Regions from separate parts of the Homo sapiens genome. Here region 1 is linked to region 2. A link is an interaction called in ENCODE POLR2A ChIA-PET data of the cell type or tissue named here. Cell type or tissue: PC-9. All regions are shown on one strand. Links, peaks and the distances in the headings refer to the core of each region. The heading gives the core; the rest is flanking DNA.

Evidence for each region. ChIA-PET counts read pairs that join two places held together with the same protein. Peaks named below come from ENCODE experiments on the same cell type or tissue, not always from the same donor. Only the 100,000 strongest peaks of a DNase experiment are listed, where the experiment ranks them.
Region 1: POLR2A ChIA-PET joins it to region 2 with 20 read pairs; 7 of 35 experiments call an interaction of 5 or more read pairs at or near these places.

Annotation. Positions count from the first base shown.
Region 1 is chr3:172,636,505-172,644,613 of GRCh38, forward strand. All of the region lies in intron 3 of NCEH1 (neutral cholesterol ester hydrolase 1), which reads right to left. Among named protein-coding and RNA genes, the nearest start is that of LINC02068, 45 kb to the left of the region's middle. In PC-9, for the core only: no CTCF peak of the experiment used is centred there; a DNase peak (open chromatin) is centred at 1,657.
Region 2 is chr3:172,582,790-172,590,898 of GRCh38, forward strand. The region is part of intron 2 of LINC02068 (long intergenic non-protein coding RNA 2068); the gene reads right to left. Among named protein-coding and RNA genes, the nearest start is that of LINC02068, 8.8 kb to the right of the region's middle. In PC-9, for the core only: no CTCF peak of the experiment used is centred there; no DNase peak of the experiment used is centred there.

The DNA of each region.
Region 1 (8,109 bases), core at 330-2,829, 51 kb after region 2:
TAACCACTTCATTGATCTCACATTTAATGAGTCCATCATTTACTTCATATAATAAAACTGTACTTCACTGGAGAGGTCCATATTAGCCTGACATTAAACCCAAGAAATGCATTCAATACCTGGAAGACTGTAACTAAAAGGCCGGTTGTTAACTCACAAAAGGGAAGCTAAGTTTTCCAGACGGCCTAGAGCAGGCCCTCGGGGATACTTCTGGGGCTTCTCCAACTGGCCCCACTTCGCAAGATCAGAGTCCTTTGGAATCCTACTCTGTACACCTAGTAGAATTCATATCCCCTTAAGATTCCCAGAAAGCTCTGGTTTTGTCAAATGCCTCACCCATAGTGTTATCTTACACATCTACATTGGCAATCTTGGTTTAGAGTTCCCTCTCACTCTCTACTCCCCTCTTTTGCTTATTAATTCTCACTCATCCTTTAAGCCTTAACTGGAGGGTTTGGCCTCCTCTGGGCAGCCTTCCTTGGTCATATCTCCACTTGCTTTTGGGCTTGAACTGGCTACCATTCCTTGATATTTCTATGTGCCAGGGTACGTCACTCACTGTTCTTATTGGCTCATATGAAAATTATCATATGTTTTTCCTAAAGATTGTGTTCTCTGATATCAGGAACTGTGTTTTATTCATAACTGTGCTTCCAGTATCTGCCAATGTGAGGGGCACATAATCATCCATCCAATAAATCTTTTTTGAGTATTAACATACCTTCATTTTGCAAACGAAGAAACTAAGGCATACAAAAGTTACTTGATTTGCAAAAACTCAAAAACAGACCAAAATTAGGTAGGATAAAAACTAATTACCTAATTAAAAATTAATAACAGCCAATGAAGACTCAAGACTTTTGATTTCCATCTTATAATTAGCATACTTATTTTCACAAACTAATTTTTTCTAAGCTACTCTAAATAAAGACATTTATTTTCCACAGTCTAAAATCCAGCTAGTTGGGCTGAGAGCGGTGGCTCACACCTGTAATCCCAGCACTTTGGGAGGCTGAGGCAGGTGGATCACTTGAGATCAGGAATTCAAGACCAGCCTGGCCAACATGGTGAAACCCCATCTCTACTAAAAATACAAAAAAAGGGCCAGGTGCGGTGGCTTAGGTCTGTAATCCCAGCACTTTGGGAGGCAGAGGCAGTCAGATCACCTGAGGTCAGGAGTTCGAGACCAGCCTGACCAACATGGTGAAAACCCGTTTCTACTAAAAATACAAAAATTAGCCAGGCACGGTCGTGGGCGCCTGTAATCCCAACTACTCAGGAGGCTGAGGCAGGAAAATCACTTGAACCCAGGAGGCGGAGGTTGCAGTGAGCCGAGATGGTGCCACTGCACTCCAGCCTGGGTGACAGAGCAAGACTCCATCTCAAAAAAAAAATAGCCGGGCATGGTGGTATGCACCTGTAATCCCAGCTAGTTGGGAGGCTGAGGCCTGAGAATCACTTGAACCCAGGAAGTGGAAGTTGCAGTGAGCTGAGATCGAAAGAACAAGACCTGGGCGAAAGAGCAAGACCCTGTCTCAAAATAAAATCCTGCTAGGTAATTAAACATCTTGACATTCATTGTAGATAAAATCAAATGGACAAATGTTTGTGAAATACGTTGACAAGTAGTGAATGTGGATCTGGTCATTCCGGAATTACCACATTTTGAAACTAAATGCAATAAAAAAACTCCCTTAGTGGAGGCGGAGCTTGCAGTGAGCTGAGATCGCGCCACTGCACTCCAGCCTGGGCGACAGAACGAGACTCTGTCCAAAAAAAAAAAAAAAAAAAAAAAAAAAAAAATCCCTTAGCGTTTGCCATATAGCAGATAAAATAAATTTTCTAATTTCTTATTTTTCCATCTGGGGTGGTCAATTAATCATGCAAAATGCTTTTTTTTTCCAGTTGATTTTTCACTATGTATGAAAGCTGCTGCTATATAATCTATATAATTCCATTTGAGCAAAAAAGTAGAATTACGCAGTTTTGTCCACTAGATGACATCATTTCATATGAGTCTATTTACCCCTAGTTCTTGGGGTGGGGGGTGGGTCTCAATTTTTAATCTTCAGTATTACCAAGCTGAACTTTTAATTTTAATAAAAACAAATGTACTTCATGACTCAAGTTGTGAAAACAAAGGTTATTTCATTTCAGCAATATCCCACATATCACAATAAACTGTTTTCCTGGTTGCCCAGATGGTCAGAACATATCCACTAGCATCCATATGTCAAATAAGTTGAGTTTTTAGATGTTATTTCAGAAAAGGTCTGAGAGACTTTGATCAAAGGCAATTGGTAACCTAAAAAAAACATGCTACTGCTCAATCTTCTCAATTAATAATTGGCTTATATAATAGGATAAACATGCTTAAAAACAAACAGGTTATGATGCAAGAGTGTTCCTGGTGCCATAAAGATCCATGGCCTAACCCCTCCCCTCATCTGTTTTCATGCTGGAAACATTCTTCAGTTTTACTCAATAAAAATGGACACTTTTGGCCAGGCACGGTGGCTCACCAGCACCAGGCATGGTGTAATTCCAGCACCTGGGGAGGCCAAGGTGCGCGGATCACGAGGTCAGGAGATCGAGACCATCCTGGCCAACATGGTGAAACCCCATCTCTCCTAAAAATACAAAAATTGCTGGGTGTGGTGGCATGTGCTTGTAATCCCAGCTACTCGGGAGGCTGAGGCAGGAGAATCGCTTGAACCAGGGAGTTGGAGGTTGCAGTGAGCCGAGATCACGCCACTGCACTCCAGACTGGTGACAGAGTGAGGCTCCGTCTCAAAAAAAAAAAAAAAAAATGGAGACTTTGTAGACTGAAGAATATCCTGAAAGTAGATATTTATTAGGTTACCTGGCATAAGATGAACTTTCAAAGTAGCTTGAAATTCACCTAAGAAGTATATCAAAATTTTGTAATATCTAGACACAGAAAGCCAAGAATCAGGAGGAAATTCATGGGTGGTACAGCCAAATAAAGCATACATAAATATATCTGCTCTCTGCTGCTGGTGCTCAAAGCTATGTCCCTGCAAAGTAGTGAAAGAGGGTTCTGACATTCAATATTTAAAAACTGCAGATCTTAAAGCACCTGATACGTAAATATCAAAGATGTTATATCATATTAATATTATGGATGCATATATATTCCTCAATTTGCCCAACTCACTTCAGGGAGAGGATGACTCTGCAATGACAAGTGGATTACCTAGCTTTATCACTGCATGTAACTCCCATCAGAAGAACAAAATTTGGTGTAAATTCAGGCATGAGGTTTAATCAAATTAATGTGTACAGTCTATCAAAATGACCATATTCCTGCTGGGTGAGGTACCTTGCCAAATGTTCTACAGACGTATGTCACTCAAATCTCAAGCAAACTTCTGGGTTTAAGGATGAGAATGTGAGGTTGAAGGAAAATGTGTAACTTGTCTGTAACAGCTAGAAGTGGCAGAACTGGGATCTGAACTCACAACTGACTTCAAACCTATGCCCCCAAGCCCCGAATGACACCAATGTGCTAAGAGGGTTGAAATGCGCAATTCTTCCTCAAAATAACCTAACCTGGAAGCCATATGCACAACCTTCTGCTGTGGAAGGGACGCCAAGTTCTCTTCATATAGTACTACTTAGGTGAAAGATACATGCGGCATTCTGGAATAAAATTATACTCCTATCAGATTCAGCAGGAGAGAGGATAAGCCTCACTCCTTTTCCAGCTTTTTTACTTTTCACCATCACCCAAGAAAATCTCAATAGATTCATTTTGGGAACATAAAAGAGTTAATATTCCCCACTGTCTTAGGGGTATTTTTAGTAGGGGATATCCAAAACAAATCAATAATTAAATCCAGATTGTGCTCTCTGAGTGAGACAACTCCAGAGGGAGAATCTATTTATTCCACTAACAGAAGTTTCCTTTCTACTGTTGCATCACAAGGTCAAAAAAAAAGCAAAGCTTCCTTTCTTCCCTGCCCCCTTTATTTATTTATTTTATTTATTTATTTATTTTGAGACGGAGTCTCGCTCTGTCGCCCAGGCTGGAGTGCAGTGGCACAATCTCGGCTCACTGCAAGCTCTGCCTCCCAGGTTCACGCCATTCTCCTGCCTCAGCCTCCAGAGTAGCTGGAACTACAGGCGCCCGCCACCGCACCTGGCTAATTTTTTGTATTTTTAGTAGAGATGGGGTTTCACCGTGTTAGCCAGGATGGTCTCGATCTCCTGACCTCGTGATCCGCTCGCCTCAGCCTCCCAAAGTGCTGGGATTATAGGCATGAGCCACTGCGCCCGGCCCCCTGTCCCCTTTAAGAGACAGTCTTGCTCTGTCACCCAGGCTTGAGTGCAGTGACACCATCATAACTCACTGCAGCCTCAAATTCCTGGCCACAAGCAATCCTCTCACCTCTGCCTCCCTAAGTGCTGGAATTACGGGTGTGAGCCACTGCATCCCACCCAGAAGCTTCCTTTTCATTAAAAGAACATATAATAAAACTGTGCTCGAGGGGAAGGAATGTGGATGGATGACTGTTTCTCCAAAACTGCACCATTGCACTCCACCCTAGGCAACAGAGTGAGACTCTGTCTCAAAAATAAATAAATAAAAAATACATAAACTAGAGGTAAAAAAATACTCTATTATAGTTAAACTGCACTGAAATTTATAAATATAAGGCCTTTTATATTCTAGATTGTATAAATGAGGATACATCTGCAAATCTTAGATAAACACTGTAATGTATTTAACAAATACTTATTGTGCAATTAATATGTAAAAATAGTATAGCGTTGTAGAAGCTACTGAGTAGGAGACATAGCTTTTACGTAGGTTTTGTACTCAAGGACTTCACCTATCAGTCATTTGGTCTGTCCCCAGACCCTTGAGCCAGCATGAGTGACATGAATCATGGAGTCCCAACTCCTGGTGCTCATAAGAGGTGATTCCATTACCAAGGCTGCTGGAACCCCTGCCCACCAGCTTCCTCAGATAAAAACCTTCCCCAGTGCCATAATCCACATGAAAGAATAGCAAAGCCATGACGCCACTACCCACTCTAGAGGGCCTCAAGGCAAGGAGCTGCTGGCTCCAGACAGCCTGTCTTCTAGAAGGCGGAGCTCCAGAAGAACCAAGCGTCCACCATCCTCCTAAAGACTCTTGGAATCATCCACACTTACTTCTGTTTTCCTCAGTCGTCCCTCCGTCTGTCTTCTCTCACATTTCATTCCCTCACTGCTCTCTGCCTCGTCCCTCCCCTCCCAAGCCCTCTTACTACACCACTTTGGTCTTCCATGACAAATCCACTTTTTCTAATGAGGTTCTGCTCATTCTTAGGGGTTTCATCCAAACATCACTTTCTTTAAGACACCTTTTCTGATCCTTTAAACGAGGTAAGATCTTGCCTGTTAGATGTCTCTGTTACTACTTGCCCTTCTACTTCCCATCACTTATCACACTTTTAACATTACTTATTCAAGGTCTTTCTCTTCTAGATCATAAACTCTATGAGGGCAGGAATTAAGTCATTCTTACATTGTTATGTCACCAGCATTTAACACGGTAACTAGCACAAAACAGGAATCCAGTAAATATTTATGGAATAAAAGAAAGAAGAAAGAAGCGAGCCACTGAGATCCCGCTCTGAACTGCTTTTTTTTTCTATTTTTTTGTTTTGTTTTGTTTTGAGATAGGGTCTCTCTCTGTCACCCAGGCTGGAGTGCAGTGGCGCAATCTCAGCTCACTGCAGCCTTGATCTCCTATGCTCAAGCAGTCTTTCCAACCCAGCCTCTTGAGTAGCTGGAACTACAGGCATGCACCACCATGCCTGGCTAATTGTTTTTTAACTTTTTGTAAGACAGGGTTTTGCCATATTGTCCAGGCTGGTTTTGAACTCCTGGACTCAAGTGATCCACCTGCCTCAGCCTCCCAACGTGTTGGGATTACAGGTGTGAGCCACTACACCAGGCCTGAACATCGTTTCCAAGAGAAACATCATGATCATATAATGTTGGCTGTACCTCAACTACAGCATAGGTTATAAAGTGCTCTTGGGTTAGCCTGAATCTTAACAAGGATTACTATCTTGCTATTTCTACAAAAAAAAAAAAAAAAAAAAAGAAAAAGAAAAAAAAGTACTGTGAGTTCCAAACATGCTGATAAATAAACGTGTAAGTTGTCCTTTTCATTCTATAGGCTAGATAGAGCAATAATCCTCCAGACTCAGCTAGTGCTTTTGAATATCTGAACTCCTCTTATATCAATTGTCTAAAATGATTCTCATGACAATTCTCTGCAGTCATTATCCCAACTCAGCATGCATTTACCTAGCATGCACACTCCAAGCCTTGTACTGGGTTCTGGAGATGCAAAGGAAGGAAGACGTGATTTCTGTTTCCAGGAGTTCACATTCTTTTGTTTTTGCTTTGTTTGTTTGTTTGTTTGTTTTTTGAGACAGAGTTTCGCTTTTGTTGCCCAGGCTGGAGTGCAATGGCTCAATCTCGGCTCACTGCAACCTCCGCCTCCCGGGTTCAAGTGATTCTCCTACCTCAGCCTCCCCAGTAGCTGGGATTACAGGCATGCACCACCATGCCAGGCTAATTTTGTATTTTTAGTAGAGATGGGGTTTCTCCATGTTGTTGATCAGGCTGGTCTCGAACTCCCGACCTCAGGTGATCCACCTGCCTCAGCCTCCCAAAGTGCTGGGATACAGTCATGAGCCACCGCGCCTGGCCTTTGCTTTGTTTTTTAAAAAATAGGGTCTCCCTGTGTTGCCTAGGCTGGACTCGAACTCCTGGGCTCAAGTAATCCTTGTACCTCAGCCTCTCAAGTAAGGCACACCACCATACCTCACTGTTTTCCCAGTAGCTCACATTCTAAACATACAGGAAGGGTTCTCAACCCCATTTTGCACATGAGTTTAAATGACCTGCTTGAGGTCACACAGTCATGAGTGATGGAACTTGACTGCCATATGCTCATGCCTCCCATCTGGACACCATGTTGTATAGATTAGGAACAATGCAAAGTTTAAATCAAAGCAGTCCCTTCTAAATTTTAGCCCTTTTCAAAAAAATCCTCTTAAATATATCTTATTCTTCTGTGTCTTATGATAAGCCTTGCAATACCCATTTTACTTGAGACAGATGCTGATAAGGGGAGAAGGGAATGGAGGAACGGTTTAGGGCATGTGGCCAAATAGTGATATTGAAGCCCGGAGGGTAGGCCCTGTGGTAAATGGAAAATCTGCACGGTGCCAACTGAAGCAAGCCCAGCTTCCCTCCTTTTCTCAGGCCTGCAAGGAGCTGGGGCTACACAAGAAACCAACTGAATGGCCCCTGAAGCTTGTTCCTCAACACCGAGCTGTAGGGCCTTGTCTCCTTAAACATCCCCTGTGCTTTCCTCTGGCCAGCTGCTCAGGCCAACTGCCCAAATCATTTCCTTGAAGGTTCCTGTATTACCAAACTGCACTGACAACCCTTGAGTAATCTGGGAGGCCTTGCTGAGAGTCCAGAAAGGTCCAGGTGCGGTGGCTGCTTCCTCAGCAGATTTGGCTCCAGCTGTCTGGACTCTAGGGCTTTTGGGTGACTGCAGGGCTTTTGGGTGACTGCAGGGCTTTTGGGTGACTCTAGGGCTTTTGAGTGACTCTAGGGCTTTGGGGTGACTCTAGGGCTTTGGGGTGACTCTAGGGCTTTTGAGTGACTCTAGGGCTTTTGAGTGACTCTAGGGCTTTGGGGTGACTCTAGGGCTTTTGGGTGACTCTAGGGCTTCTGTCAACAGGGTCAGAACTGCCTCAGTGACTCTGAGCAGCCCCTTTCAAGAGACTGCAGAAGAAAAGATCCACTCAAATCTGGAGTAGGAGCAAGGAGGTGGCGCACCATGAACAGGAGGATAGCTGACAGAGAGGCAGAGGGAAGAAGAGAACTGAATGAGCCTGGGGCAAGAAAAAGTGGTTGGCGTCATGGCCCTGCCACTCAGCATTATAAGCTCCCTTCAATAGTGGCTTGAAACTGGATCAAAAAGGTCCAGAGACCTCAGGAACTATCTGACTTATTCCCCTACCCCATCTATGCGATGAGCTAGCTATCTGGCCTTATGCACATCACTTA
Region 2 (8,109 bases), core at 3,203-5,702:
ACTGAAGAAAATCTTGGTTGCTTCCAAGTTTTCACAGTTATGAATAAGGCTGCTGTAAACATCCATATGCAACTTTTTGTGTGGACATGAGTTTTCAAGTCCTTTGGGCAAATTCCAAGGATATGATTGCTGACTCACATAGTAAGAACATGTTTAGACTTATAAGAAACTGCCAAATTGTCTCTCTTAGTCTGTTTGGGCTGCTATAACAAAATACTATAAACTGGGTAGCTAACAAATACCAAAATAACAGAAATTTATTTCTCACAGTTCTGGAGGCTGAGAAGTCTAAGATCAAAGCAGTGGCAGATTTGGTATTGGGTGAGAGCCTGCTCTCTGGTTCATAGATGGTGTCTTCTGGCTGTGTCCTAATATGGCAGAAAGAACTTGCTAGCTCTTGGGTCTTCTTTTTTTTTTTTTACAAGGCTGCTAATTCCATTCATGAGGGCCCTGCTCTCATGATCTATTCACTCCCAAAGATCCCACTCCCTACCATCATCATGGGGGATAGGATTTCAACATATGAATTTTAGGGAGACGTGAGCATTCCCTCTATCATACTGTCTTTCAAAATGTCTGTACGATTTTGACTTCCCACCAACATTGCTCCACAATCTTGTCAGCATTTGGTGTCATTAGTGTTTTGGATATGGGCCATTCTAACAGGCATGCAGTAGCATCTCATTGCTGTTTTAGCTTGCAATTCCTTAATGACATATGGTGTTGAATATCTCTTCATATGCATGTTTGACATTGGGATATCTTATTTGATGAGGTATCTGTTGAGGTCTTTTGCCTATTTTATTTAGTTATTTGTTTCCTTATTTTTGAGTTTTAAGAGTTCTTTGTAAATTTCAGATAACAGTTCTTTATCAAATATGTCCTTTGCAGGTATTTTTCCCAGCTTGTTTTTAAATAAAATCAGACCATATCCTTATACCAAGGCCTGATTTGGGGGGATCTAGTGGGGAAATATCAGGATATTATGTGTTGACCACTTTCTGCAAACATCAGTAAAGTCTTATCAATGACAAACATCTCTCAAATGTGGCCTACCTGAAAGGCTAGTGGTAAGGGAAGAAAATTAAAGCTTTTCTAAGAAAGATACATCTTGCCTGTGTCCAGAAATCCAATGTGGTTGAAACCTGTATTCTCGGCACCAAGCTAAAGTAAGAGGAATCAAATCAGGGTGAAAACGTGGTTAGATACAAGACTGAGATCTGGGGATGTTTGATTCTTCAGTCTCTCAGTCTCCAACATATCCTTTGGGGCTCTATTTATTGACAAAGTTGGCAACTACCACCATTGTTAAAACCATTCCATGAAGTATAATGTGGGGTAGGGGAAAGGAGAGCTGTTCTTCTCCAATCCAGGCTACAGGTTTGCACTGCCAAGATGCCCTCTCCAGGTCGAATGCTGAAAACTTACAGAATGGACAAAGCACTGGAACTTGTTGGCATATGACAGAATCCCTCAGATTAAGCTCTTAATGCAAGAGTCATAACTAACCAGATCTGTGGAACTGAACAAATATAAGTCAACAGAGGCTAACAAACTTTAAGAGATGTATTCCGGGATAAATTCCAAGCCTATTACTTAAGAAAGCAAAAACCAGAATGACATGAACCTGGGAGGTGGAGCTTGCAGTGAGCCTAGATCGCGCCACTGCACTCCAGCCTGGGCAACACAGCGAGACTCTGTCTCAAAAAAAAAAAAAAAAAAAAAAGAAAGAAAGAAAAAAATAAGAGCAAAAACCTGCAAAAATACACCCCCTGTTGCAAATCCCAACCCTTAGAACTTACACCAACTGGAAACAGACTAATACAGTGCATCCCTCAGAAAGCGGGTTCTCACTGGTGCCCATCTTAGCTAAGATCAATGGTTAGCTTGCAGGACTGGGGAAAGCCAAGTTGGTTGATTTAGAAACTTGCTCTACTGTCTTGGCAGGATATAGTTGCTATCCTGGTTTAGCAGCATTTATTGATGCAACAAAGCAGTGTCCTTTGAATTTTGTTTCCCCGTTTTCCCATTTGCAAAAGGAATTTTTATTATGACGTTTCCCCTCCATTATTTTACACTGGGAGTATAGAGGATGAATAAATACGTCATTTAGTCCAGATGCCATTAACATAAAGTCTAGAGAGAAATGTGCATCTCCCAGAGATCCTGGAACTTGTATGCAAGAACTGGTGCAACTTGAGGCTATCTCCCTTCCTAGAAGAGAAACTCTATGTATTTTTGGTTGTATGCTGATGGGTGAATTGTATTAGTGGGGAGAATTCTGATGATTGTTTATATGAGGAAAAAGATGAATGTGGAAGTTGGGCTGCTGAGAGACGCACTTGGTAGATATCTACAGTTTTGGTCTATCCAGTATCCATTCTTCTTTTTGGTATTCACACTTAGATTTATCTTTGAGGGAACCACCTTTCCTTATTTCATTCATGAAATTTCAGTGGAACTGATTCTATCCCCAGGTCCAGTCAGAAGCATTATTGGCTTAGGAATGGCAGGTAACCCAAATTAATCCAGTGAGAAAGAGTCAGCTCTGGAAGATTTGTTAGAGTCAGAAAAGATCACTTCCTTTCTCCTTCTTTGCTAACATGGTAGACTATAATCCTGGACTATAATGGCAATCTTACTCCTATTTAGGAAGAATCTGCTGAGAATGAAGCCAACACTGAGACATTTCTGATTTTATCTCTCTCTCTTTTTTTTTTTTTTTTTCAGACAGAGTGTCACTGTATTGCCCAGGCTGGAATGGAGTGGTGTAATCTTGGCTCACTGCAACCTCCGCCTTCTGGGGGTTCAAGCGATTCTCATGCCTCAGCCTCCCGAGCAGGCGCACAACACCACGCCCGGCTAATTTTTGTATTTTTAGTAGAGATGGGGTTTTGCTATGTTGGCCAGGCTGGTCTGACACTCCTAGCCTCAAGTCTGGTCTGCCTGTCCTGGCCTCTCAAAGTACTAGGATTACAGGCATGAGCCACCGCACCCAGTCCTGATTTTATCTCTTGATCATCTGGATTAAACTGTACCAGAAGACACTCCTGGGACTTTTGGATTGCGCAAACAAATAAATTTTTTCTTTTGCCTGAGTAATTTTGTGCTGGATATCTGTCCTGGCTGATATAGTTATGGCTGATATGTTAGACTGACTCTGTATTTAAGTGTTAGTAGTTAATTCCTAATTAATAGACTATTAGATATCTTACGTTCAAGTATATATCCTTTTTTCTTTGTAATTTTGTCAAATCTTTTAAGTATTCATTTCTGATTCATTTCACCGAACTCTGAATTTTCTGGAAGGGGTTGGAAAAAGGGTTGTTATTTCCCTAGTTTGCATGCTTCAATCAGACCAGGTGTTGACAGCGGTGTCTGTGTCAATGCGTCAGTGACTATGCCCTGCCAGTTACTAAATATTTTGAATATCATATCTAATTGGTAGGGGGACACTGTTCTAAGTTGTTCTTTGAATATATTTTTTGTTTGTGGACAATGATCTTAATATAACTGACTCCCAGATGGCTTCAAGTGTAGTTATAACTTTAATCAAATAATAGAAGAGTATGGAATTTTACCTAACATTTAAATCCAGAATAAAATTTTGCAAAAAGAGCTTTGTATGGAGCTCAGGAGGGCTCGAGCAAACCACTAGTCCTAATGTTCTGGATCTGTAAAATAAGAAGTTACTATCCTTCAAACTCTAAATTTTTATGATTCCATTTGTAATAAGGAGAAACAAAAGTGAAAGCACTATGTTAAAAAAAAAAGCTTAGGGTCACTTTAGAACATAGCTAATTCTGGGAAATCAGGCACATCTCAGATTTGATAAGGAAGTGGAACACATAAGCATGCAAATGCTCACAGGAACACACAAATAAACACATATACAATGGAAAAAAATCATTGCAGCATTGCAGGCTGGTCTCTAACTCCTGACCTTGTTTTATTTAAACATGAGGAAGGTATGAGGGAACCCAGCATGAAACAGTGTTACTGGCATTTTTTTTTCCTTCTGAGATTTGGACCTTAAGTACATGAATCCTTTTCAGACTACGCCAAGAATACTTAAAGCAGATTTTGCCAGTTAATCTAGGCACACGCAGGCTTAAGTCTTTCTCTATTTGCTTACTCCAGTATAAATACATTCTAGAAGTTATTTTTTGTTGTTGTCGTTCTTTTTTGCTAGTTTGCTTGTTCTTCTCTGTTAAGAATTTTATTGATGATAACTTTTAGTAACTTGAGGAAAATTTTGAGTATTCACCTTTACTATGGAGTTTTTCATGAACATAAGAATTTGGTGATATCAATTTAATCATAATTTAAAACTCAGAGTACATATTACATCCCTCTTGACTTATTCCCCACCTACCTGGAGTCATTCTAAAAATCAGAGATTAGCCACTATGCAGTGGGGTCCTTTAGCTTTTCAGTAATATATATTTAAAACAATAAGGAACATTCTCATATGAATTTGTGTTTATTGTTGTTAACAGACGCACTTGGAGATTGGGTGGGAACTTTCCTAGCTCTACCTTCTCTGTGTTTCATCCATTGCATCACTTGTGATTATTGAAGGACTTCCCTTCATATCCTTTTATATTCTGATTCCTTATAAAACCTGAAGATAATTTTTTTTAATTTTTTTGTTTTTTTTTTTGAGACAGAGTCTCACACTGTTGCCCAGGCTGGAGGGTAGTGGCACGATCTTGGCTCACTGCAACCTCTGCGTCCTGGGTTCAAGCGATTCTCATGTCTCAGCCTCCCAGGTAGCTGGGACTACAGGCACGAGCCACCATGCCCAGCTAATTTTTTGTATTTTTAGTAGAGATGGGGTTTTGCCATGTTGACCAGGCTGGTCTTGAACTTCTGACCTCAGGTGATCCGCCTGCCTCAGCCTCCCAAAGTCCTGGGATTACAGGCATGAGCCACCGCTCCTGGCCTGAAGATAATTTTTAAAAGTCACTGACTCCACTCGCCAGATTTCTCTTTGGTTCCAAGATTATGTAGCCACTTTGAATAGGAGCAGTGAGAGAGGCCATCCTCGTCTTGTGCTAGTTTTCAAGGGGAATGCTTCCAGCTTTTGCCCATTCAGTATGATGTTGGCTGCGGGTTTTTCACAGATTGCTCTTACTATTTTGAGGTATGTTACTTCAATACCAAGTTTATAGAGAGTTTTTAACATGAAGGGGTGTTGAATTTTATCAAATGTCTTTTCTACATCTATTAACATAAGCACTTTTTTTTGTCTTCTGCTAGCTTTGGGATTGGTTTGCTCTTGGTTCTGTAGTTCTTTTAGTTGTGATATTAGGTTGTTAATTTGAAGTCTTTCTAACTTTTTGGGTGGGTGTTTAGTGCTATAAATTTCTCTCTTAACACCGCCTTAGCTGTGTCCCAGAGATTCTGATATGTTTTATCATTTTTCTCATTAGTTGCAAATAACTTCTTGATTTTTGCCTTAATCTTATTATTTACCTGAAAGTCATTCAGGAGCACGTTGTTTAATTTTCATGTAATTGCATGGCTTGGGCTATCTTTTTAGTCTTGATTTCTATTTTTATTGTTCTGTGGTCCAAGAGTGTTTTTGGTATGATTTGGTCCTTTTGCATTTGCTGAGGATTGTTTTATGTCCAATAGTGTGGTTGATTTTAGAGTATGTGCCCTGTGGTGATGAGAAGATGGATGTTCTGTTGTTTTGGGATGGAAAGTTCTGTAGAGATCTATGAAATTCATTTGGCCCAATGTTGAGTTCGGGTCCTGAATATCTTTGTTAATTTTCTGCCTGAGTGTTCTGTCTAGTACTATCAGTGGAGTGTTAAAGTCTCCCACTATTCTCGTCTGGGAGTCTAAGTCTCTTTGAAGGTCTCTAAGAACTTGCTTTATAAATTTGGATGCTCCTGCATTGGGTGTGTATACATTTAGGAAAGTTAGGTCTTCTTGTTGAATTAAAACCTTGATCATTATGTAACACCCTTCTTTGCCTTTTTTTAAAAATCTTTGTTGGTTTAAAGTCTGTTTTGTCTGAAACTAGGATTGCAACCCCTGCTTTTTCCTCATTTCCATTTGCTTCATAGATTTTCCTCCATCTCTTTGTTTCAAGCCTATTTGTGTCATTGCATGTGAGATGGGTCTCTTGAAGACAACATACCACTGAGTATTGCTTTTTTATCCAGTTTGCCACTGTGTACCTTTTATTTTTTATTTTTACTTATTTATTTATTTATTTATTTTTTGAGACGGAGTCTCGCTCTGTCACCCAGGTTGGATTGCAGTGGCATGATCTCAGCTCACTGCATGCTCTGCCTCCTAGGTTCATGCCATTCTCCTGCCTCAGCCTCCAAAGTAGCTGGGACTACAGGTACCCACCACCACGCCAGGCTAATTTTTTTGTATTTTTAGTAGAGACGGGGTTTCACCATGTTAGCCAGCATGGTCTCCATCTCCTGACCTCATGGTCCGCCCAACTCGGCCTCCCAAAGTGCTGGGATTACAGGCGTGAGCCACTGTGCCTGGCCTACTTATTTATTTATTTTTTAGACAGAGTTTCGTTCTTGTTGCCCAGGCTGGAGTGCAGTAGTGCAATCTCAGCACACTGCAACCTCTGCCTCCTGGGTTTAAGAAATTCTCCTGCCTCAGCCTCCCAAGTAGCTGGGATTACAGGCACCTGCCACCATGCCTGGCTAATTTTTTGTATTTTTAGTAGAGACAGGGTTTCCTCAAGTTGGCCAGGCTGGTCTCAAACTCCTGACCTCAGGTGATCCACCTGCCTCGACCTTCCAAATTGCTGAGATTACAGGCATGAGCCACCATGCCTGGCCTCTGTGCCTTTTAAGAGGGGCATTGATCCCATTTATATTCAAGGTTAGTATTGATACATGTGGATTTAATCCTGTCACTGTGTTGTTAGCTGGTTATTATGCTGACTTGCTTGTGTGGTTGATTTATAGTGTCACTGGTCTGTGTACCTAAACATGTTTTTGTATTGGCTGGTAACAGTCTTTCCTTTCCATATTTAATGTTCCTTTCAGGATCTGTTGTAAGGTGGGTCTGAACTCCCTTGGCATTTGCTTATTTGGCTATTTCTCCTTTGCTTATTAATAGAGTTTGGCTCCATGTCCCTACCCAAATCTTATCTCCACATGTCGAGGGAGGGACCTGGTGGGAGGTGATTGGATCATAGAGGCAGTTCCCCCCCACCAGTGCTGTTCTCATAATAGTGAGGGAGTTCTCATGAGATCTGATGGCTTAAAAGTGGCAGTTTCCCATGCACACACACTCTCTCTCTCCTGCTGCTATGTAAGATGTGCCTTGCTTCCCCTTTACCTTCTGCCATGGTTTTAAGTTTCCTGAGGCCTCTTAGCCATGCATAAGTATGAGCCAATTAAACCTCTTTCTTTATAAATTACCCAATCTCAGGTAGTATGCTAGCAGTGTGAGAATGAACTAATACACTTAAGAAGCTTAGTTTGGCTGGATATGAAATTATTGGTTGAAGATGTTTTTCTTTAAGAATGTTGAATATAGGCCCCCAATCTCTTCTGGCTTGTAGAGTTTCTGCTGAGAGGTCTACTGTTAGCCTGATGGGATTCCCTTTTAGATGCCCTGCCTTTTCTCTCTAGCTGCCTTTAACATTCTCTCATTTCAATTTTGGAAAATCTGACAATTACATGTCCTGGGGATGATCTTCTTGAGTAGAATATTGTACAGGTTCTCTGTATTTACTGAATTTGACTGTTGGCCTCTCTGGCAAGGTGAGGGAAGTTTTCATGAGTGATATCCTAAAATGTGTTTTCCAAGTGGTTTGCTTTCTCCCCATCTCTTTCAGTGATGCCAGTGATTTATAGATTTGGCCTCCTTACATAATCCTATATTTTCTGGAGTTTCTGTTCATTCATTTTCATTCTTTTTTTCTTTATTTTTGTCTGGCTGTCTTGTTTCAGAGAGCCAGTCTTCAAGTTCTGAGATTCTTTCCCCAGCTTGGTCTATTCTGCTGTTAATACTTGCGATTGCATTGTGAAATTCTTGCAGTGTGCTTTTCAGCTCTATCAGATCAGTTAGGTTTCTTTTTAATACTGGCGATTTTGCCTGTCAGCTCCTTTATCATTT